3 separate regions of the Homo sapiens genome follow, and regions 2 and 3 are each linked to region 1. Evidence: chromatin loops called from intact Hi-C (ENCODE). Cell type or tissue: B cell. All regions are shown on one strand.

What was found. A loop is a pair of places that touch in the nucleus more often than their neighbours do. Peaks named below come from ENCODE experiments on the same cell type or tissue, not always from the same donor. Only the 100,000 strongest peaks of a DNase experiment are listed, where the experiment ranks them.
Region 2: it touches region 1 in a loop (9-fold over the local background); 2 of 110 quality-filtered maps call a loop at or near these places.
Region 3: it touches region 1 in a loop (6-fold over the local background); 2 of 110 quality-filtered maps call a loop at or near these places.

Annotation. Positions count from the first base shown.
Region 1 is chr14:60,510,242-60,518,241 of GRCh38, forward strand. SIX6 (SIX homeobox 6) reads left to right here. Exons shown (of 2, transcript NM_007374.3): 2 at 843-2,609. The coding sequence ends at 1,011. It also overlaps a transcript of C14orf39 not described here. Among named protein-coding and RNA genes, the nearest start is that of SIX6, 5.1 kb to the left of the region's middle. RefSeq lists enhancers at 773-1,544, 4,618-5,119 and a silencer at 4,841-5,010. In B cell, a CTCF peak has its summit at 4,933 (motif pointing left); DNase peaks (open chromatin) are centred at 430, 1,040, 4,790, 5,940 and 1 weaker place; H3K4me3 peaks cover 1,628 bases; H3K27me3 peaks cover 7,182 bases.
Region 2 is chr14:60,645,673-60,653,672 of GRCh38, forward strand. It overlaps SIX1 (SIX homeobox 1), which reads right to left and starts at 3,805. Exons shown (of 2, transcript NM_005982.4): 1 at 2,958-3,805; 2 at 1-905. The coding sequence starts at 3,517. The coding sequence ends at 611. It overlaps MIR9718 (microRNA 9718), which reads left to right and starts at 2,976; the gene lies at 2,976-3,039. RefSeq lists enhancers at 1,224-1,846, 1,847-2,468, 2,469-3,090, 3,091-3,711, 6,641-7,410 and 2 more and a silencer at 3,722-3,961. In B cell, no CTCF peak of the experiment used is centred here; DNase peaks (open chromatin) are centred at 1,769, 3,349, 3,549, 6,599 and 5 weaker places; H3K4me3 peaks cover 2,649 bases; H3K27me3 peaks cover 7,783 bases.
Region 3 is chr14:60,634,155-60,642,154 of GRCh38, forward strand. It overlaps SALRNA1 (senescence associated long non-coding RNA 1), which reads left to right and starts at 5,062. Exons shown (of 1, transcript NR_126480.1): 1 at 5,062-6,262. In B cell, no CTCF peak of the experiment used is centred here; DNase peaks (open chromatin) are centred at 3,537 and 3,857; H3K4me3 peaks cover 657 bases; H3K27me3 peaks cover 4,652 bases.

The sequences.
Region 1 (8,000 bases):
AGAGAAATAAAAAATTAAAATCCTACAAACAGTTAGGGACCCCAAGACCCAAAGCTAATTCTTGTCAGCCTGGGCACAGGCTCCTACTATTAATCGAAGCCTGGCTTATTAGCAATGTGTCGGTTTCATGTTAATTATCATTTTCAAAGCCCAGGTATATCCCTCCCTAATGCTTTGAAAACAGTTTTCAATGGACTTTTGAGAAATGGGAAGTCGAGTTTTCCTCTTCCCATGCGCTGCCTGCCACTCTTGTCTCAAAACAGCAAACTAGTCCGTGGGCCGAGGCTTTTCGTTTCCCGGAGTGTGGATCTCGATTAGCCAAACATTTTGCGGAAGAGCCCGGCCTCATCCCCCAGGCCCAAATGCTCCTTACAATCCTTTTTGCCTTTAGGTCGGGCCGACCCGATCCAACGCGATCGCGGGAGCACTTGCTCAGGCGTAAGCCCCAGGCAGACGCACCGTTAGAAATGGTATCCCATGTCCCTGGGACCGATCTGTCCTTGTCACCCACACTTCGTTTATTTCCTGACAGTCCTGTAAATCTCCCAAAAGTGCACAACAAACAGGGAGGACACTGCAAGCCCAGTATATAAAAGACCTGGGAGCTGCGGCGCTGAGAAAGGGCGCGAATCATGGTGGGGCACAACAGTAGGGACCCGCGGAGGGGCGGCCGCGGACTCCTGCCCGACCTCTGTCGCCTTGCCGAGTAATCCTCGCCTTAACTGCTGGGGTCTTCGGAAGAACCTCTAGCCGCCGGGCTGGAGGGACGCAGGAGGTGGTGGGGGCGGGCGACGGGCGGCTGTGTTACGAGCTGTGACCCGTGTTCCCTTTCTTCCCCGTAGACTCCAGCAGCAGGTCCTGTCACAGGGTTCCGGGCGGGCACTACGGGCGGAGGGCGACGGCACGCCAGAGGTGCTGGGCGTCGCCACCAGCCCGGCCGCCAGTCTATCCAGCAAGGCGGCCACTTCAGCCATCTCCATCACGTCCAGCGACAGCGAGTGCGACATCTGAGTTGCCCATCCAGGATGCTCAGAAGCAGATTCCAGTGTAAAAACGAGAAAAACAAAATGAAAGAGGGGAAGAAGATGAGAGACCTGCAAATCCAGCGCCACAGAAGCCAGGTGACCAGGGACCCGCGGGCTCGGGTTGCCGTTTCCCGCCCCACCCCGCGGCCGGCCTGGCTTCACTGGCGCCCTTTGGCCGCGACCACGGGAACCAGCGGTGAGGCCTGACCCAGCACCACGTTCTTCTTGCTTTGCTTTTTCCTAAGGATTTTGCTGCAAAGTCTCCTTCGGAACCCGAACTGCAAGCTGAGCGCCTGCCCAGATTCTCCCATGGGTATTTCACGTCGAAAGGACGCTGTTACATATGTATAACTTTCGCTTTAAAGTTTTTTTTTAACAAAACATATATATGCTGTTTATTTACTTATTTAAGAGACCGCCATGGTAGGTTTCTCTGTAGCTTGGGGAACTTGCTGTTTCTAAACATGCAGGCTGGTGGTGATGGGTTCTGTGTGGAGAAGCCAAACAATAAAACAACCTAGTGGGCAACCTTCTTAATTAAGGGAGCTGCTCTCAGATTCCTTTTCTTCTTATTATTATTAATATCATTCCCTTCACCAGGCATGCAGGGACCCTTGAGCAAATGGTCTCCGGAAGGTCTTACCTATATATCTTTTGCCTTCTTTGGTGCTTCCTGGTATATGTTTTAAACAACCTATGGTAGGTCTATAACCACCTCCCACGTCAAATTACACGTATGTGCATATATGTATGTACCTATACAAACATATGTATGTACCTATACAAACATATGTATGTATGCATACACGTGATATATTTAAGGCTAGAAATTGGCAACATGTGAGCGTCCTCTCTAAGGCAAGTCCCCGCATCCCCAGCACAGGTAATTATGGCTTGTCCACTTGACACTCGTTTACATGAAGTGTCAACAGCTTTCAGGAGCAATTTAGGAAGCCAAACTATGGGACTCAATAAGTGAGTCCTATTTTCTAAAAATGCAAAACTATCCTGACTCAGGCTCTGCAGCAAGAAAGGCTTTCTGTCTCCTTCAAGGCCCCCTCCAATACAAAAGCAGCAGGCACCCATGATCATGCTAGAGTGAGCATATACTGCATTTAGGATTGAGCTATTATTAAAATAAGACAAAAGATGATAGAAGAGGTTGTAAATAATTAGACTAACATCTTCTTGCTGCAGAATTTGGTTTTAATCAAATGAATGGTTTTTAACAAGAGGGATACTGAGATGGGGGAAAGGATGTAATCATGTCACATACTGAGGGTAAAACAAGGCTGTAGAAATAACTGGCATTTTAAAAACCTAATCTCCGAATTAAGCATAGAACAAGTCATCAAGGGCCTCATTGTCCTGGTAATGGCCTCGATTAAAACATAAAATATTTTTAGCATTTAATTTTTCCTCGTGCACATGCATGTATGCACCTATACATGAACAAATGCATGCATATACAACGCAAAAACATCTACCATCTTTGCACTAAGAAAATAAATGCTAGCCAGAGTCTCTAATTTTGTTCCTAGTGAAACAGATTGCATATTATAAAATTTGACATTGATCTTTAAATCACTTGAGCTGACTTCCCTCTTTACTGTCCCCATCCCCCAATTACAGCCTTTTCCATTTGCCTTTCTGTCCTTAGAAGATGTTCTTTGGATCAGAAGCCTGCTAACTTCTTTAGGCAGAAGTGCCAAAGTGCAAACCAAACAAAAATAAGTGAAGTCATGGAAGACAAAAAGCAGCCAAACGGCAAGATAGACAATGGAAGCCCAGGACAGAGTAAGGGTTGATTTTTGGTTTCTAAATCGCTTGAATAGATTTGGCTCATTTGGGCTTTATAAATGTTGTCCTTGTGTATGGTGGCCCTTATCCAGAGAATTCTTGAAAATCAAAACTCTCTTGCACAAGAGCTTTACATGGAAGGAGTGGGTAAGTTTTCGTGATAAAACTGGTGTTCTTTCCAAAAGCAAGCAAAAGCCCTCCTGTGGGTCCTGAAAGGCTCCCATTGTAGAGCTTCCTCAGTACTTAATTTTGTTTCCTAGAGCCCCAGGTAGTTCCTAGAATGCTAACGAGGGGCTGGCGAGGACTAGAGTGAGGCCAGGAGGGGACTCACGGTCAAGGTTATGCAAGTGCAGCAAGTGCAAGGCACATGAGATTGAGTGCCTCCTTAAATTTTGCACTCTAAGTGCCTCCTTTGCCTCATCCTAGTCCTTAATCTGACAAGGAGTAGCCACGGATATCCACTCTTGTTCCCCAGCCCCACCCCACCCTTAGCTATGGGGCTGTCCAGAACCAGTGTTTGGAGAAGTTTGTTGGCAAATTTTCTCTTAAGTTTATGCTTCCAAGTCCTAGAGGGATGGGAAATAACTAATTAGTGGAATAATGTAAAAGAATTTGAGATTCTAAAAATCCCACTCCACCCACCCCTTCAAATGATACCTAAAAGCAGAAGAAAATGTCCATTCCGCAGTGTCAAGAAAATAGGGTAACTAAGAAACTAAGCTTTCTCTTTACAAAATAATTTTTAAGTGACAGTTTATTGCTTGGACAAAAAGAGAAGACCAAACAGTGATGGAGCATTTTTAATTCCTGCTTTGACAAAAGCCTTTAAACTACAGCTACCATTTACTTAAATTAACAAGCTGCCTACATTTTAAAGTAGCTATTCTGTTTCAACAATCTGGATATTTATTTATTTAATTTCACTTTAGAATCTTAAGGGGGTGACACATTACTTGTAAGATTTTTTTAAATGTTTATCTGTAATGTGATGGCACCTAATTGCCTCTGTGAATAACCAATTCTTTGGTGACCACATATTGGAAATTAGTCCAGATCTTCACAGAGATTTATTTTATTTTAATCTTTCCAATCTTCCCAAGGACATTTAAAGGGTTTCTTTTTAAGACTTTTTCCATATCAGCTTCATTCTGGTCTTCAGGGTTTTGGGGGGAAAAAAAGTCCAGGTAATGGCAAGGCTGAAGGTTTCTGAATTTGGCAAAATCTCTATATAATGGGTTTCCTTCCTTTCTTTTCCTGCAATTCTTCTGTCACAATTTCCCAAAAAGCAGCTACTCCAGCAGAGTGGAAAGAGCATTTTTATATTAAATATTTCAACGGACCTGACCAATGTGAAGATTTTACCCCAAGCCCCAGGTCAGGCTCTTTTCCGGCTTATAAACATTTCAACCACACTCCAGTTTCACCAAAAAAAACGACGGCCCCTGCTCCCCAAATGCCGCAGTTCCTCTCGCCTCCACTTTAATGACCCACTCCACTTCCACCCGTCACTCCCTCCTTTCCCTTCGCCAGTTTGTTTATAAAAAATCTGGGAGGGAGGGGAGAAGACGATGGGGGTGGGGAGGGCTTGCTCTTTGTTTACATTAAACAAATGACAGGCAAAGAGCTCAAGCAAAGTCTTCCTTGACCTCGTTCCCTCTCCCTAATTTTAACAAAAAGGAAAAAAATATTGTATCCAAAGAGAATGTGAATGGGGCGGGAGGAGAGGAGAAGCAGCTTTTCGCTCTATTCAACGGGGACGCGAGAGCGCGGACGATTTCCGCTCCTTTTGTGAGGCGGAGCCCGGGGGCGGCCGTGAATGGGGGGTCTGTGGAGCGGCCGGCGGGGCTGTCAGGCGGCTCTGCGTAATCAGGGCTAATGACGGCGGCCGGGCGCTCGGCGGGACAATGCGCGGGGCCGCGGGGTTTTGTCGGCCTGAATGGCTAATAGGTTTGCCTGTGAGCTGCGAGGGGGCGGTGTCGGGGAGGAGGCGGCGGCGAGGGGAGAAGGGGTCATTGTCCGCGCGCTGGCCCGGGCGCCGAGGCGTGTCCCTGCCTGCGCCGCGCGGCTACCCCCGTGCCCGGCGCCGCCGACGGGAAGGCAGCGGCGGGGAGGCCCCCTGGAGGCCTGCTGGGAAATGGCGGCTGGAGCGGCGGGCGCGTGGGTCCCCTCGGGGAGGCGCCCCAAGCCACGGTCCGCTCCCAAAGAGAAGCCCAGACTGGGCCCACAGTACCCGGGAAGGTGAGTCCTTACTCGGGGGCCCAGATCTCCCCACGGAGGCCACAGATCTGGGTCCCCGAGGAAGGAGAGCCCCCCTTTTCGCGCACCCACCTTTTCCATCCAGCGCCCCGCGAACTCGCGGACGTGTAGGCCTCGAGCCACTCCTACTGTTGGGCTGCGTGACTCAGCGGCTCGAGGAGAGAAACCTCTCAAAACCGGGGGACCGAGACGGGGTTCAATTTAAACCTAGGTGGGAGAATGAGCCCACAAGCGCGCGCCCCTGCAGCTGCGGAGGCGCGCGCCCGCCCACCCTCGGGCGCCTGAAGTCGCAGCGGTTGCAGAGCCTCGAGCCCGTGGATGCGGCGCGCGCCGCGGTCTGGGCCTGCGCGAGAGGCTGCCGCCCGCGTCGGGCCTGGGCCTACGCGTGTCTGGCCTGGGCCTGCCGGTGCAACAGCAGTTGTCGCCACCGGTCCTAGGCCGCGCCGAGCGAGTCGCCGAGAGGGGCGGGAAGAGGGGAGAGGTCCGAGACCAGGGAGCGGGACCTAAAGGGGGCTTTCCGCGCCCGACAGGTCCGCCGGGGTTAGCCTTCGAGGCGGGGAGAGGGAGCGGGGTCCTTCAAGGACCGCATGTTCGCGATAGCACATTTGAGCCCTGGCAGGCCACCTGGGCCGCCTTCTTTCGGAAACCTTGCGGGGTTTCCAAGCAAGGTTTACAATGGGAAACTTTATTTCCCATTGTAAGCTCTTACAAATCTCCTCTGGCTAGATCCTTCCTTGCAGCTCTCTTTGCTAGGATTTATATTCCCAAACTTCTTCAGACGTGCCCTACCGCGAGGGAACGAACTGGTTTTCTTCCCGTTTTCACCTCCTTGTCTGGAGACAAAGGGGTGTGAGGGCGATCCCAGAGCTGAACAAGCAGTTTCACGCCTCCCTGCCCGCTCATGCTGTTTCCGCTTGCCCTGTGGTTTGCTCTGCCTGGAACGCCGCCCCCTACCTCAACTGCTACCCTGTCATTCCACAAAGCCTACCCCACCTCCACTAAGTTTTCCGTGAGCCAGTGAGCTCCACACAGATAATGTGCCACCACCTTTTTTAATGCTCCCACCGCACCTTATCTAAACGTCTGTTTTAGCGCTCTAACACTTTTGCTCATTTATTTGTCTGTCTGACTTCCCCCTTCAGCCTTTGCTAGAATGTAAGCTCTTTATTTAAAGGCAAGGACCAACTCTTACCCATCTTTGTATTCCCAGCACCTAGCCCAAGTAGTAGGTGCTCAATAAATGTTTTAAAGCTGAATGAATTCATGCATCTTCCTTGAAATCTGTCTGCTCTTACGTTAGTGGGGGACCTCTGCTAGCTCGGGAATCATTTGAAGAGAAGAGATGACTTATATTGGCTGGACCCAAAGTTCACTGTAATCCTCCCAGCTCAGTAAGTTACTGGCTGTTACCTACTTGTCGGGTTCTCTGGGATGATTCCATAGAGTGCTGTCTCCCTCTAGGCATGCGGTTTTTTTAGAGTGCTATGACTTTGGGTTCATACCATGAAAATTATCTTCTCACACAACACATTTTCCCAAAAAGGTAAGAGTAATCCTCTTGGATTTTGAAAATTCTAGGTATTATACTCTCTGAACCCTACAACATAAGAATTTCTATTCTGCTTCAAAGATAACTGCTATGGTTTAATGTTCATATCCCTCCAAAATTCATGTTGAAACTTAATCCCCAATGCAGTAGTATTAAGAAGTGGGACCTTTAGGAGGTGATTCACTGCCCCATGAATGGAATTAGTGCTTTTATAAAAGGGCTTGAGGAAGTCTATTATTTCCTTTTTGCCCTTCTGTCCTTCTGCCACGTGAAGGTGCAGGAAAAAGACACCATCTTAGAAGCAGAGAGAACCAGCCTTTACCAGACACAGAACCTAACCAGGCTTTGATCTTGCACTTCCCGGCCTCCAGAACTGTGAGAAATGTATAAATTACCCAGTCCAAAGTATTTCCTTTATAGCAGCAGGAATGGACTAAGACAATAACCCTTTCCTTTCTCCTCCCTCCCACCTTTTCTCTCCTCTGGCTTCCCCACCTCACTCCAGTCCTGACCTACACATGATAAAGTAAACCACAAAAACAAAAAAATCACAAACCCAGACAAGGTCTCCAATTCTAAGATAATAGATTGGCATCCCACCACCATGCTTAGGCTCACCTAGGGGGGATAAACAGTTTTCATTAAAATATTTTTTTTTTTTGAGACGGAGTCTCGCTCTGTCGCCCAGGCTGGAGTGCAGTGGCGGGATCTGGACTCACTGCAAGCTCTGCCTCCCAGGTTCACGCCATTCTCCTGCCTCAGCCTCCCGAGTAGCTGGGACTACAGGCGCCCGCCACCCCGCCCGACTAATTTTGTGTATTTTTAGTAGAGACGGGGTTTCACCGTATTAGCCAGGATAGTCTGGATCTCCTGACATCGTGATCAGCCCGCATCGGCCTCCCAAAGTGCTGGGATTACAGGCGTGAGCCACCCGCACCCGGCCATTAAAATCTTAAATCGCAAGGGCTGTGTGAAAATACTGGATAGCAAACTCATCTCTATTTTAAAATTTAATGGGCAGAAGCAAGTGAACTGTGTATAATTTCGAATTCTGATAAAATACGTATAAGGCTTCCTCTTGGAAATTCATTCTAGCCTGGCACTGCCAATCTGCAACCTGAGAATACTGAGTTACTGTTTGTTTTTCTCACTGAAGAGATTAGTCTTAAATTTTCTAGCACGAAATCGAACACTTGAGAGGGCACATTAATTTGGCACATGAAGAGTCTGGTGGGCAAAAAATTATTATGCATTTCGAACATTTTCAGATATTTAAGATTCCTATAAAAGATTTGCCCATTTAAATTAATCACCACTTAAAGCATTTTCCATGGCATTGGGTATACTCCTGACTTTCTATAAATTCCTGG
Region 2 (8,000 bases), 140 kb after region 1:
ATTTTAATCTACATTAAATTGTTTAACACTAAATATGAAAAATGTAAACTTAATTTTTCCTCATCAAAGAAAGTTATAGATTGTATTTTTCCTGTTCACCTTAAGAATGTAATCAGTTCTTCTGAGCCTGGAGGCTCTTATTTTCACTATTTTTATCTCCCTTTCTCTTTCTCTTTCCATTTCCTTTCCCTCTTCACATTTCTCCATATATAAATTAAAAGGAAATAATGAAAATCCAGTTGATTTGCAATTCCCATTCATTGAAAAAAAAGAAAGGCTGCTGAAACAGGCGTATCAGTTGCCCAGAACTCAGACTGGGTGCCTGGGTGCTTTTGTTTGTTTGGGTTTTTTTTTTTTTTTTTCCCTGATCTCTGCATTGGGAAGGAAAATGCAAAAGTGGAAAGAGTTGGAGAGAAGAGGAGATTAAGCTTGAGATCGCTGTTGGTTTTGATTTTTAAAAAGATATTTGTGAAAGTCCACCATTCCTTTATGCGCAAACAACTCCAGAAACAAGCTGCAAAAATGTTCCTGATTTCTATTTACAAGTGTCCCTAGTCGCTGCAGTGGTTGCTGCTCCAGGAATCCCTTCGAGGCCCCAGTCCCTCCCCACTTAGGACCCCAAGTCCACCAGACTGGAGGTGAGGGGGCCGAGCAGAGAGTCTTGGAGCTGATGCTGGTGGGTCTGCAGGCCGTGACTGGGCTGCGAGGCTGTTAAGCCCGGGAGAGAATAGTTTGAGCTCCTGGCGTGGCCCATATTGCCCTGCAGCAGAAGGACCGAGTTCTGGTCTGGACTTTGGGGAGGTGAGAATTCCTCTTCTGAGCTGGACATGAGCGGCTTGCCCCCTTCCAGAGGAGAGAGTTGGTTCTGCTTGTTGGAGGAGGAGTTATTGTTTTCGGTGTTCTCCCTAAGAAATAGAGGACAACACCATATGGTTAAAAAAAAAAAAAAAAAAAAAAAGTAGGTTAAAAAAAAAGTGTGAGATGGAGGGAGGGGAGCTGGAAGGAGGAAAGGGCCATTGTGCAATCTGTCACCAACCCAAATGGAGGAGCTCTACCCTTCCACCCATCCCCAAGGGTAATGGGGGAGGTGAGGAGTCAGAGGAACCTGGAGAAATGGAGAGCTACGGACAGAGCCTCCTGTTAGGAGCCAGGTCCTTTTCTCTTCCAGATTTCAGAAAGTGATAGATTAGCAGGATTTATTTGAAACATACAAAATATATGTTTTAAATTTTGTTCAAGCAGTTACATTTAAATACATATAAACTAGCAACATATTTAAATGTAACTGAAAATCTTTCAATAAATAGATATTGGTGATAAAGAAATGATAGAGGACAGAGTCCAATGCACAAATGTTTGGGGTGAATCAAGTCCATTGCCTTGTTCGCATATGAGGAGACAATTAAACATCCCGTTTTCCTGCCCCAGCCCAGAGTTGGTGGTTTTGCAGACACAGAACAGGTCATGGGAAGTGGTGCCCAGCGCGGCCCAGTGACCTGAGTAAACACAGGGAGCGCAGCCAGTCTCTGATTTCATCTGGAGTCGGCCCTCGGGCCTGGCTTATAGGACGGCCGTTTTGTAACTAAAGGCTAACTGCAACCATACAATCCCTGTTCCTGTGTTACTTGCTAACTCTTCAGCCCCTCGTGTCCCCCTCTCAAACTTCCTACCAACACCCACCCCAACCCATCCTTTCTGGGCAGGGGAAACTTCGCCGCCCCGCACAGGCTGCCAGCGGGCGCGGCGCGCTGGGGCGTCAGTCCGGGCACTCGGTACCGGTTAACTTCAGGATTTCGCTTCCCTCGCCGCTTCCGCCTTCCGAGTGCTCGTCAGTCCTCCCGACTCCTAGCGCCTGTCTGTCTCCTTTCTTTCCCCTTATCCTCACAGTCTCTGTCTCCCGACAAGCCCATTTCAGCAGAATTTATCCTGGCTCTGGTTTTCCACCAAGACAAGAAAGGGAGCAAGATCTTCGGCCCCTAGTCTTGGAAGCGAACAAAGGAAAACCTAACCGGCCCCTGCGCTCAGGTTTTCCCCCAAACTCTTTGGCTTCGCGGAGCGCTCTCCCCGCCACAGCCACCTCCCCACCGTCCTTCTGAATCTCTGTCCGAAACGCTATAGAGAACAGAAGGAGCCTGCCCAGGTGGCCGAAGGTGTTGCCCCGAGGTGGGGGAAAGTAGAGACCAATTTTTAAAATATTGCCTTGTGAGCTCCAGTGCGAGAGAGGGCTGCGACTGGAGACCCTTTCCTCGTCTGGGCATGCGGCGCGGTCAGCCAGACCGACGGGCTGCAGTGCCGGGCCACGCGCGAGCGAGCACGGCGAGGATCAACCCTTTCTTAATTTGGGGCGCCGGGGAGTAAATGCAGCGCCAACTCTCCCCAAAGCTCTCTTTTTGTTGTATCTTTAAAAGTCTCCTCCATTTGTCCAGCTAGTGAGAAATGAAGCAGGCTACCTCTAAACCAAAAGACTATCAAGAGAGAGCTGTGGAGAACCAGGCGGGAGTGGGGGCAGAGCCAATGTCTCAGGCCAGCTTCACCCCTCTGGGGAGCAAGAGGAGAGAGGTTCGCGAACCTCAGCTCCCACCAAACCCCTTTCCTTGCGACACCAATCAACATTTCACTGCCCGTTGATTTAGAAACTCACTCTCCACCCACCACTCATAGCCGCGGCCAGCCAGGGAGGCATAAAGACCAAATCTAGCGCCAATATTTCCCGACACTCACATCCCAGAGAAACCCACGCGCGGGTGCTCAAAGCAAATGAGGCCCCATCCTTAGCAAGGAACCTCAGAGTTCATGAACTTTCGCTGCAGCGCCGCGGAGGGCCTGCGCGCCGCCCCGTGGACGGGCTCCGGCCGGCGGGGAGGACTTGGTGGCTGGTGCCTGCGGGGGCGGGAGGGGGCGGAGGAGAAAGGACGGCTTCCTAGGGTCGCCCGAGTCGCGGGAAGCACGCCGCGTACCTTTCCTTGGCCTCCGCGGCCCGGTCTCTTTGCCTCCGGTTCTTAAACCAGTTGCTGACCTGGGTGGTGGTGAGGCCGGTGGCCTCGGCCAGCTCCCGCTTCTCACGCGGCGATGGGTAGGGATTGTGCGCGTACCACTCCCGCAGGACACCCCTCGACTTCTCCTTGAAGCAGTAGCTGGTCTCCTCGCCGTCCCAGATGGTGCGCGGCAGTGGAAATTTTCGGCGCACCCGATATTTGCCCACGGCGCCCAGGGGTCGGCCGCGCAGCTTCTCGGCCTCCACGTAATGCGCCTTCAGCCACAGTTGCTGCAGTTTGGGGTGGTTGTGAGGCGAGAACTGGTGGCTCTCCAGGATCTTGTAGAGCTCACGGAAGTTGCCGCGGTGGAAGGCGACCACCGCCTTGGCCTTGAGTACGCTCTCGTTCTTGTGCAGGTGGTCGCAGGCGGGCAGTGACCACAGGAACCTGCCCAGGCGCTCCAGGTTTCCGCCTTGCTGCAGAACCTCGCACACGCACGCCACTTGCTCCTGCGTAAAGCCAAACGACGGCAGCATCGACATGGCTGGGGCCTGCCGGGGCGCACGGCCCAGGCGCACGCGGCAGGGAGCAGAGCCGAGAGGCAGGGGGCGGCGGCCGCAGGGAGGGGGGCGCGGCTGTTCCTAACCTCCTCCTTAGGCTTTGCAAAGGCGAAAACCGGAGTCGGAACTTGGCGGTGGGCGGCCAAGGAAGAGAAGGCGGAGGAGTAGGGGAGGTTCTGGACACGGAACGGCCGGCGCACTCAGTAGCCTTTAAGGCCTTGCTGCCTCCGACCTCCCGCCCGGTGGATGCTGCTAGTTGCCGGGGAACTTGGTTTCTGTTCTCCCCGCAGCGGCCTTAAAGCGCGCAGCGTCCCCGGCACGCTGATTGGCTGCCGGCGGCGCCTATCCGGGGCTGGCCAGCCAGCGCGCCGCCCGGCTGGGCAGAGAGGCCGCACCGCCCAGAGCGGGGAGGGCGAGGCTGCGGAGCTGGGGGTTGGGGGTGTTGCCGGGGCTGCGCGGGTAGGGAGTGGTGGGAGGAGAAGGAAGAGGAAAGGTGGGAAGCCAGTTGGGGTCTGAGGGAGCTGCGCTGCGGAGGTGTGGGGAGGTAGGGAGTGGGTGAGCGCGTCAGGACCCTGCAACGCGGGACCCGTCGCCAGTATCACCTAAGGGGAGTCGCGCACAACTCCGCACAAATCAATGACTCCAAACCTTAATTCCTCCCCTCTCCCTCCGTACTCTTGTCCTCATCCCTTGCAGACTTGCCCTCTCCCGGTGAGCTCATATTTAATTACTTTAATGTTGGAATGAATAAATAATGGATTGATGAATAGCTTATGGAACGCGATAAATAATTCAAGAGCAGACCAGGGTCCGCGCATGCAGCCTCTGGAAGAGTGGCTTCGGGTTGGCTTCAGCTCGAGGAGTCCAACCCTATTTCCTCCTCCCTCCCCCCACCAACTACCACTGTCCTCCCCCCACTGCTGCACACCACCCTCCAAAGGGCACAAGTACTCCCAGTCGGACAGCGTTTCCCTCGTTCACAAAAGACCTCCATGATTTGAGACCAGGCAGAGAGCTGTTTAGAGCATACTTGCTGAGCACCTAGAGACTCCGAGCGTTCATTTGTGATTTGGTATCTTAATGTTCTGCGATTGAAACCAGCAGGTTCCTGAAGCTTCTGGACTCAATTTCCCCATCTGTGCGGTTGTGTTTTGCAGTGCCACCTCTGCTACTGAGGAATGCCGAGAGGCTTTACTTGCTATTAGCAAAAATGCTTTGGGAACCTCGTACGAAAGGCGCTGGATGTGGTGTAAATTAAATAAAACTGTGCCCGGCTCCAATAACCGTCCGGTTGTAATATAATCCTTACCCTGCTCTGAGAGGGACACTGCCCTCAAAGCGAGAACGACAGCGGCTCCAAGAAGATTAAATAAAGAGGTGTGTGTGTGTGTGTGTGTGTGTGTATGTGTGTGTGTGTGTGTGTTGCAATGCTGGCCTATTTTGCTGCCAGGGAATGAGAGATGCACTGCAATTTAAGTCCCATCATCTGCTGTTTTGTTTATGTGTGGAGAATGCTTAGTAAAACTGCACAAACAAGTGAAGTTGTAATTATCTTAAGCCTCATTTGCACACCTAGTTCCAAAGCAATAATTAAAAGGATTTTGAAAACAATTAGCCTCTCTAAACAAAGATAATCTATTGTCAGTAGCTGAGACTAGCAGGAGATAAGAACAATGCGTGGAGATAAGGGAAGCCAAATGGTGGAAGGAGAGTGACTTTATGACTATACTTATCTCTGATTAGATAAGTTCAAAACAGAATTCTAAGTACACTTCAAAAATGCTTTTGATTTCAATGTGCCCTCTTAGTGAGTGGTGAAGAACAAACTGTAGGCTCCTTAAACTGGCTTGTCTTCTTCAAATATGTTTTGATTCCTTTAGCCAAAGAGCCCAGCACTACAGAACCTTTTGCATATTGAGATGCAAGTGGGAGAAGGAGAAGCATGTCTTGGTTTCCTCTTTTATTATTAATATGGTTTTAAAATGATGCACCCAGTACAGTGCACCCTGCAACATACATTCTAAACTCATAAAGGGTTCCCACCTCAGGGCTGCCACATGGGAGATTCCAAGTAGACAGGAAGCTGCTTCTCTGCTGAACATAATGTTTTCTGCATCCTTGAAACTCTTGCTTATTCCATGCAATTAGATCTTGGAAGCAGATGCTGATATTTCATTACCTTAGGCTTTTTTTTTAAAAAAATGCATTTAATAGGTGTGCATGCTTTCAAAAGAGCCTCTGCCATATAGTATGCCCAATGACTTTCTAAACTGGAAGCCTGGCACTGCTAAACCCAGAGCCATGTCTGGTAATTTCCCCTCACTGTCTTATTTTAGTGCTTATGATGTTTCACATGAAGTCTTAAGGAGCTGCAGTGCCCTCCCAGAAGGAATGCCTCTGCTTGAAACAGTCCTTATTGACATGGCAGCTGTGTGAGGACCGGAACGGAGGCTTAAACCCGGCTCTAAAAATCAGTTAATACCCTAAAGTCTGGAGCAAGTGCGCACAATTACAATGGGGGGAGGGTCTTTAAGCACAACCACGTCTCTTAAAAGACAAACAGTATGTTGAGTATGGGGTGTGCTTTGTAATTAACAATTTTGTATAAGGAAATGAGGCATAGCCTGCACAAATAAGGGCAGGTATAAATTTACAGAGGATGACAGCAGAGATGGCAATTAGACACAAATAGGACCACCTTTTTTTCCCGGCTTCCTCCAGACCTACCTGCCCATTTCTTTTTATCTGTCTTCAAAAGGAACCAGGACGTACTACATTGCCGTCATCTGGGAAGACGACGTGTAGAAGGTGTGATTGCGGGAACCCGGGCAGAAAAGAGGTGCTCTTCCTCGGAGGCCGTGACTGGGCCGGCCAACATTTTTCCTCCCGCTTAATCCAATAGATCGCGTAACTGGAAAGGGAAAGTGCTATGCGCTTTATACCAAGGAGTCTACCTGCTATTTCGATCCCTCGGTTAGGGGAACCAATTGTTATAAATGTTAATTATTGGCTCGGATATATAAGGTTTCCCAAAATGGAACCTTTCACTGAAAACCGCTGAAAGAGGTAAAATGACATGAATTTACAAACCACCTAAACTAAATGATCCATTTTAAATCGCACACAGAAAGGTTTGAGTTGTTCTCGTAACATAAAACCTTTGCTGTCAATGCAAATCGCACGAAAAGCAGAGATGCGTTGGAGATTTAAAGGAAATGAGCAACTCTAGCCAGCCGGCTGCTGCCCTCGCTGCAGCGCGGCTCGGGAGGGAACACCGCTGGCAAGGAGCGCCCGATGCCAGGTTTCGGCTCTCCAGTGCCTCCTCTGTGCAGGTAACGGCCGCGTGCGCTTTAGTCGATGAAAAAGCATTCAGTGGGACAGCATTAGCTGTTGCTAGGGTTTCTCGGCTGGGTTGACAGGCCTTGATGCAAACACCCCTAGCTGGGACCCACTTGTTTCCCTTCTGGCTTGTAGCAAGATAGTTAGGGGCTCCCGGGCCGCTTTCTTGGAATTCTTTCACCATCCAGAACGACGGTGAGGATTCTACTCTACCTACAAATATTTGGAAAGGGAGGGCATAGAGAGGTGTTTCTTCAATAAATTCGTGTCATCGCTCTGGGGCAGTGCGGAGACTCCCCAAATCCGGCTGAAGTGCCAAAATTCTTTTTCCTCTGCTTAGTCGGAAACTCCGGGTGCCCTCGACCCTTGGGAACTCCGGCTCCGATGGCCGGCGTGGCGCCGGAGCAGCAGCCCACCTGCTCCTGGGGGACGCCGCTCCCCGCGAGGTCTGAATAGGCCTGGGGCTCAGGCAGAGAGATTTGCGGACTCAGAGAAGAGAAACCCAAAACCAGTCCATTAGTAAATGAGTTTTGTGTTGTCAAGGTTCTTTCCCATCCACTTGCTGTTCTGAAAAATAGATCACGTTTCGTTATCTTTAGTGGGAATCTGCAACGTGACACCGGATCCGCGCGGCCCCCGCCTCCCTCCCTGCCTCGCTCTGCCTGGCTGAGGGGAGCAGGCGGGCCTCCTCAGCTTATTTCTGAACAATGAAGATTTGTCTCTTCCCCAAGTGTATTTATGTATGTATGGAGGGAGGAAGTTTTCTCCTGGAAGCGGGAAGCTCGAGAGCAGAGCCTCCTACTTCTTTGGTGCGAAAACGCTGCGCTGGCCCAAGATTCAGGGCGACTGACGCCCCCCACCACCTCCACCGCCCACACCTGGACAAACAGAGCCAGCTGTGAGCCTGGCTCGCCGCTGAAAACCCTGCCGCCCCGCGCGGCTCCCGAAAATACCATCTCCGTATTGTCTCGAGGTCAGGGAAGGGAGAAAGAGAGAAACACACACAGACTGATGGACCGACTGAGGGTCAAGCACTGGGAGGGAGCTCAGACTGGAGGGGAACAGAGCTGGGGTGTGTGTCTTTGGAAGAGTTATTCTCTCTCTCCCTCTACGTGTGTCCCCGTGG
Region 3 (8,000 bases), 120 kb after region 1:
CTACTATCTCGGCAGTTATATATATAAATTCTTTGAAGAAATTCTACAATTGAAGGGCCTAGATTTCCACAGTTATTTTATTTCACCATGATAGATCTGCTGAGTAGAAATAAGACTCCCCTCTTTATCCAGCCTTCAAGTTCAGTCATATATTTTTTTATTTGAAATGAACTAAAGCTGATTTAGAGCGGACATGCCTTTTGGAATGCCCTGAGGCCTTTCATTTCTTGAATGATATGCTAAGGTTTGGAATCTACCCAAACCTCCTCGAAGAACCCTCTGCAAAGTTTAATCTAATTTAAATTTACTTATTCCTCAGCATAAAGTGCTCTTTCTTATTTCTCTTTGTTTTTTCGAGTGAGCACATGGACATATTTTTGTGTTTCTAAACATTTGGATGCTGGAACAATATAAAAAGAAAAAATACTACATATTTTATTCTAGTCATGTTAAAAGTTGTGGCAGAAAAATATAATTCTTAGAACTCCTGGCCCTGGTATTATGCAAATCATTTCACAATATGCAAATAATTAAGCTGCAGTGTAATCACAGTTCCTACCAAATGTTTCTCCGATTATTAGACACATTCTTAAAAGTGATGGACCTGAAGTTTCACTTTATCTTCTATCCATTTCTGTGTACTGATTACATTTAAATCTTTGCTTTGCAAATAAAAGTAGTATTAGAACATGTATTTGCCAAAAATATGTGTGTAAACAAGTATAATTTTGCAGGCATAAAGCAGAGTATAAATATATAACAAGTCTTTAGGTAAATTATTAAACATGCATCTGCTGTTTCCAGCTCTACTTCCAGGAATTTGTGAGTGTAATACATAATTTTTTTTTTTTTTTGAGATGGAGTTTTGCTTTTGTTGCCCAGGCTGGAGTGCAATGGCATGATCTCAGGTGACTGCAACTTCCGCCTCCCAGGTTCAAGCGATTCTCCTGCCTCAGCCTCCCAAGTAGCTGGAATTACAGGCTGAGATGGGTGGATTACCTGAGGTCAGGAGTTCAAGACCAGAATTTTTTTATTATTACTATACTTTAAGTTTTAGGGTACATGTGCACAATGTGCAGGTTTGTTACATATGTATACATGTGCCATGTTGGTGTGCTGCACCCATTAACTTGTCATTTACATTAGGTATATCTCTTAATGCTATCCCTCCCCCCTCCCCCCACCCCAGAATTTTTTAAACAAACAAAAAAAAAGTGTTCAACTCTTTCTGAGCCTATATGGTGATTGACTACAAATTGATTAACTTCTCTAAATTTAAAATTTAAACATACACAGTTTTTAGTTGGCCAGGATACTTTTGAAGAAAATAAAGATGATGGAAGAACATGTAGTGTTAAACAACTAAATAAAAAATGGTTTTCCAGGCCAGGCTCAGTGGCTCATGCCTATAATTCCAGCACTTTGGGAGACTGAGGCAGAGGATTGCTTGATTCCAGGAGTTCAAGACCAGCCTGGACAACATAGTAAGACCTCATCTCTACAAAAAATAAAAATAAAAAACAAAATTAGCCACGCATGTAGTCCTAGCTACTTAGGAGGCTGAGGTGGGAGGACCATTTGAGCCTGTGAGCTCAAGGCTGCAGCAAGCCGTGATTGTGCCACTGCAGCAAGCCATGATCGTGCCACTACACTCTAGCCTAAGCAACAGAGTGAGAGCCTGTCAAAAAAAAAAAATCTTTCCAGTAGTAATAACAGTGAAATAACTGTGAAGGGATTGCAGTGCATGAGGATCCATCCTTAAAAACACCTACCACAGGCATACTCCACCTACTCTCTAGGTTTCATATCTACTTGTGCTGGGGTTGTTCCTCCTACCAATAGTTCTCTGGTTCTACCACTGCATCATTCTAGGGAGAAACAGTCCCCTTCCTGTTCCTCTCTCCCCGCTCCCACTTTTACCCAAGAAAATTTCAGCTATGCATTTTGCTTTCAATAATACCTGAATGAGAAAGTCCTTGAAATAAGAGAAGGATGTATTATATGTCAAAATGAGCTATTCATCCCTGGTGATCATTAGAGTGTCACAAGAGAAGAAATGTACCCAGGAGGGTCTTGCAAAATTTCAACTCTGGGAAATGTGTTCTATCTAAAGACTCTCCATCATTTCAGCAGCCCATTCATTTACTCAAAAATATTTATCAGGTGCCATTATATCCAGCACTGTGTTAACATCAGCAAGACATTAAATCTTAAAAGTAGTTTCTTATTCTACACTTATGTTGACACATTTAGGTGGGGCCTTAAATTCTCTACTCAGCTAAATGCTTTAGTTCTCTTCTAAGTAATTTGTCATTTTCCGTCACATTTAAGTGGGTTTTATTTTTTATCAATAGAATTCTACCATATATAATGACATTTACGTAAAAGTTCAAATCATGAGAAATAGCGATAGCAAAATCCAAGCATTACAGATTTAAATATTCTTCCGGAATTAAATTACTGGAGTTAAACTTCTAGATTCCAGACTCACAGTTTCAAGAACTAAATTTCAGCTTTGACTACCCTCAAAGTCTAATCAAGCCCTATGTCTTCATAGAATAACTTGCGTTTCTTTTCGTGATCCAGAAAAGGAGGAAATGGCCATAATCTGCCCTCACTACAAACTCTAGCATCACGGGAATTTTCCCAGGCGGCTTTGTGGCAGTCTAAGGAGGCTCCAAGCATGTTATAACTGCTATTCATTTAACGTCTATAGTGCCAAGCACTTTACATTCAAGACTTTGGCTAATTTTAAGCTTCCCTTGCAGTCTAAATATTGTAGTTCCTATTTTCCCGAAGAGGAAATCGAGGCTCAGAGATGTTAACTTGACTCAAACCAATGCAATTTGTGTGTGCCAGCGATGCATCTGTGACATTGCCCCATCAATTCTCTCCACAATGTGTTTGTACGTTTAAGAAAGAAAAAACAATCATCCGTGAAGGTTGAGGAGAGAGATGGGGGTTGATAATGTTGTCTGAGAAAGATTTCTGAACACAAGGGGAAATTTAAAAAGAAAATTCTGTAACAAAACAAACCAGTCGCAGCTGTTTGGGTTAAGGGGGAAAACTCGCCTTGAGGGGTCCTGGGTATACTTCCTCCTATCTACGGCTAGGCTGCGCCTGCATCAGGCGTGGTGATTGGCAGGCGCCTACGGCCCACGCAGAGATGGCCGCGTGGGGGTCGGAGCGCCAACTTCTCAGCTCCCCTTCTCCCATGACCCTCACCCCCCACACCATCTTCAGCCGCCCACTGGGAGCTTCCTCCACCCCTACCCCCCAGTGCCGGCGAGGCCCCCTGGCAGATGGAAGCTGCTGACTGATGGGGGCTGCCGAGCGCGAGGGAGCTGAGTGAGGCCCTTGCGCCCTAGGCGGTTGCACCCCGGACCCCTGCAGCTGTGGACGCCGGAGCTGTGCGCAGTCATCCTGAGCCAGCCCGCGGGGCCCGATCGGAAGGGACGCCTCTCCTAAGAGCTGGCCTGGAGTCCTGGAGCCTCCAAGCGGGCAAGTAGGGGCCGCAAAGGCTGGGCTGGGCCTCCGCTGAGGCCCTCGGGGGCCTCTGGGCCCTCATGGCCTGGAGGCCGCGCGGCCCAAGCCCCTAGAGCAGAGGCCGCGCTAGCCTGCAGGGGTCGACGCAGGGCCGGAGGCAGCGGCTTTTCCTTCCCACTCCGGGTTGACCCTAAAGACACGATTTAACGTGGCGGCGGCAGCTGCCCACGCTGTCTGGAGGAGCAGGGCGCCTGGGATGCGGCGGCGAAACTGGCCCGGAGGGGGGCCCAGGCCTCACGCGCCCGGCTCTCTCCCAGCTCTCCTCCTCCTCCTTCTCGGGCTCAGAAAGCCTTCCAGCCGCGGCCCCAGCCCTCCCCCCAGCCTGTGCTGGGCTCCGCTTTCCCTCCATCAACTCCAAGCCGAATTCAATCCGAGAAGGCTCCTTTGAGCTTTTGTGTTTGCTGGGGGAGATGTGGGCGCAGGAGGGATCGCGTTACAACTTTCATTTCCTGAAATGTTTGAGGGAACATCCAGGGTTTTTATCCCCACATCAGGCCGGGCGATGGGCTCGAGTTTCAGGCCTTGTCACTCAGCTGTCACCAAACAAACGAAGCTCTCAGAGCCCAGGAGAGGGAGAGCTACCTGCTATTCATGACCCCTGGAGCAGGTGATCGCTCATGGGAAAAACAGGTAGAATTAATCATAGGACTGTTCTCTGTTTCCTCTCCTTTTTGGCAGACCTGCCCACAGTGCGAAACCTATCAGCAAACAAATTAACTCTTTCTTGTCACCCAGGGGAATTAAAAATACGGTTTTAGAAAATAACTAAAACACACACGTTTCTCACCAAATGACAAAATGGGAGTTGGAAGGAACATCTTACATCCCGCCCTACCTTGCAATTTCTTAGTTTGTGGGATTCTCATCTTGGTAGGATTTAGAACTTGGGGAAACTGGTAGAGAATGAGGCATTCTCATGTTACCTGGTCCTACTACTGGATGGAGCCCCAGGTGTGGTCCCTGAACTCAGGTAGATTTCAACATCTCCTTCTTGGCTGGGTGTCAATGCAGTTGGGCTTGATCCTACTAAAACAGAAAATCTCTACTCCAACAGGAATTTCTAAGAAATTTCTGTAAATTAGTGTTTTGCTTCCCCCAGCCTCTTCCCTAAGTCAATCATGTTGAGCATCCATGTTGGCTTCTGTGTTAGAAAATCCAAATGCTTTTGAAATCTCCCCATTCATTTCAATTCTAACTTAATCCTAACAGTTTTTTTTAAAAAAATTACTTCTTGCCTTAGTTGAACTAAGAAAGTTCAGCATACTGGCGTTGTTTTTGTAGATACTGTTTAATGGCTACTTATTAAATATTACAATACAAATTTCAAAGTGTATCTTTATTTTGTTTAGTTCTACTTTTCCCTTTTTTACATCTCTTTCCCTTCCCTAGAAAATAGAAAGAAAGAAAGAAAAAGAGGAAATTCATCTGGACTTGCTTCTAAGATATATTGATACTGGAAAAGTTAGGCAAGATGGCTTGGGAATCTTCAACCAGACTGATTTTTTTTTTTTTTTTAAGTAGAAATATGGTAAGGGGCCAGTATTGTCATTCTGCCTTTCAGTTCTTCCATAAAAGTTTTGTGTGCATGTGTGTGTGTGTGTGTGAGAGAGAGAGAGAGAGAGACAGACAGACAGACAGAGAGAGGAATCAGGAGATATACTGTATGTAAAATAATCCTCCTGGTCCTCTTCATGAAGATTTTGTCTGTTTATTTTTAAAATAGCCATTGGTTCCAGATTCCCAGAGCTGATTTTCTTAGATTAGCTATTTGTACTCAGAGGTAGAGCCCTGAGCAATATTATTCTTCAATTAAAATCAAGAACTTGACTTTAGGAGGAAGCATGTTATGTTTATATAACATCTGCAATGCATAGAAAATATTCACCACACATATCTGAAGACAAAGCTTCAATTGTTTAAATGTTCTTTTCACTTCATAGATACTAAGGCATGTTGATCTTCTATCGAGCTTAATTTTTTAAAAAGCTTGTTACCTACTTTCATCTCCAAGGCATTTTAAATAAATACAGAGCTAATGCTGTCTTCCTTGTAACTACCTCCTTGATTTAAAGGTAAAATTACCTTTTGTAAAGTATTGCAGGCTGCCATCTCACCCTCATACATGTGCATTTTCTCTACAAGCACTCCACCAAGTCCCCACCACTACCAGTCCCCACCACTATCACAGGCAAAAGTGCTGCAAAAGTTAAGAGGAATATGACTGCATACAGAGTTTAATATAATAGCTGTGTGAAGGCCAACACAAAATGTCACAATTACGTGGGTTTGGTTTGGTTTGTTGGCTCTTTTGGGGGGTGGAAGGGAAGAGGTAAGGAGGTGTTCACAATCCCATTGTCTTTTCCTGGTATTTAGACTATTTGGAAAACTGGCAACTCAAATTAAAACTGAATTATTGCAAAGCAACTAAAGTTTTTCCTTGAGGGGGAAAAAAAGGAGAGTAGTTAAGTTTGTAAAAACACTTAATAACAAGAAAAGAACATCTAGAAGGTTGATTTTACAGGCATCCTGGCTGGCATCTGCAGATTTTCTATCAAGGATGTCTATGAAATGTTCTTTAACATTTCAATATTCTTTAAGAATCCTGACACTTAATGGCTTATGTCAGTAAAAATATGTAGTCTAGACTGTTTTTTCCCCCCTTTAATATCCCACATGCATATCAGCTCAGGTCTTAAACCACCACCAACCCCCCACTGCTCCCCTCCCCCCACCACCAAAGAATGTTTCTACTGTAAATAAGCCATGGCATTTTAAAACCAATAATCAATTTTAAATCACTAATTAAAATAAATTATATAGAAACTTAAAGTAAATTTGCCTTGTGTTAATCCACGAGTGTTTCTACTTGGGTCTACTTATGTCAGTCTCATAAAACACTGATCTTCTAAGTTAGCATGGAAAGGACGGGACCAGATGAAGGGAGGTGGTATACATTTCCATGCCTTATTATAGTAACTAATTTCCATGCCTTATTATAGTAAGCAAAGAGCCAGAGTCTCTCTGTCTACTTATTTATCTTTTTAATGGCAACCACTAATGGCAGTAAAGAAGGGAGAGTACCCAATATCACCTAACCATACTTTAATTACAGTTGGGTAGCCACTTCAGGTAAGCTTAAGTATGTGTTAAATCTGAAGGTAACTGTTTTCTCTTTCCAAGATAAGATTGTTTGAGTTTTGGGTTTTAGGTTTTTGCTTGTTCCTGCATTTTTCTGTTTAATCACAAAAAAAAAGAATGTTATTTCAAGAATATTTAACATATGGCAAAGGAAAACAGTGAGCACTCTCCCGAAAGGAGAGGGGAGGAGGGAAGATTCTCAGGTAGCAAAGCGGGAGGGAGCAAACCTTAAGGTGATGGGTTGGACTCTATCTGCTGAGAACTGGGGTCTCAGCTGTCCATTAACAAGTTAAAAGGCGAGAAACTTAAACTCCATTGGAGAAGAGACAGGCGTCCACGCGCCTCAAGCAGTCTCTTTCTCTTTGTTTTTAAACGCTACTGCAGTGTTGTTTCTCGCTGTCTGAAAGGACCACAGCGTCTAAAACCCTGATTGTCATCCTCAGTGGGAGAACAGGTTTCCAATTTCATCAGCTGGACCCAAGTTGTGTGTGTGAGTACTTGGTTTAAAATATTAGAGAAAATGCAGCCTTTCCAGGGCAGCGCTTTTTCTGGGTAGACCAATAGCCAACAACTCGCCTATGATTTTGGCTATTTTTGTTCCTGGCTGGCTCACACCACTCGTATCTAACTCAACCCCTTTAGATATTCTTCCAGGTGGAATTATTGGATTCGGTCAGAATGGGGGAGGGGCCACTATGCCCTTAAGAGGCTCAGAAGTGCCTACCTGGCTAAGGTCGCGGAACACGCGTGCAGGCGATGAGACTGAGCCTTCGGGTCCCTCAGTGTGAATTGTCCATGGGGGCGCGGTGGGGACACACACTAGTGCGCTGGCTTCGGGCAGCTGAAGGAGGTAGTCTCCGAGAGTTTTTAGAGTCCCCTCCAAGGGAAAGCTTGGAAAAAAGAGAAATGGAGCGGAGAGAGCACGTGGGCTACCAGCGACCACCCTCACCTTAAACCTAACCCACCTGTCCCTGTCAACGCCACCCTAACAAATCAGGGCAGAAGGTGAGCCGCGACAGCCTGACCCGAAGCGCGCTGCAGACCTAGGCTGGTGCCTTCCCCTTGGGGCCAGGGCTGTGCGTGGGGGACAAGGCCGCTGCTCTCCCTAGGGCCGCTGGCTAAGAAGGAAATACCTGACCTGGCCCCACCAAGAAAGTGGAGCTCCTCCACCCCCAGTTCTGCTGGAGACACTAGAAGCCAGGGCCCCTCTCTCTGCCGCGGGAAGTTCTAGCGACAAGCCCAGAAAGTGACGTCCTCTCTACCTGGCACCCCTCCTCAGAGCGCGCGGGTGAAGAGTTTGGGTCCGAAAACCAAAG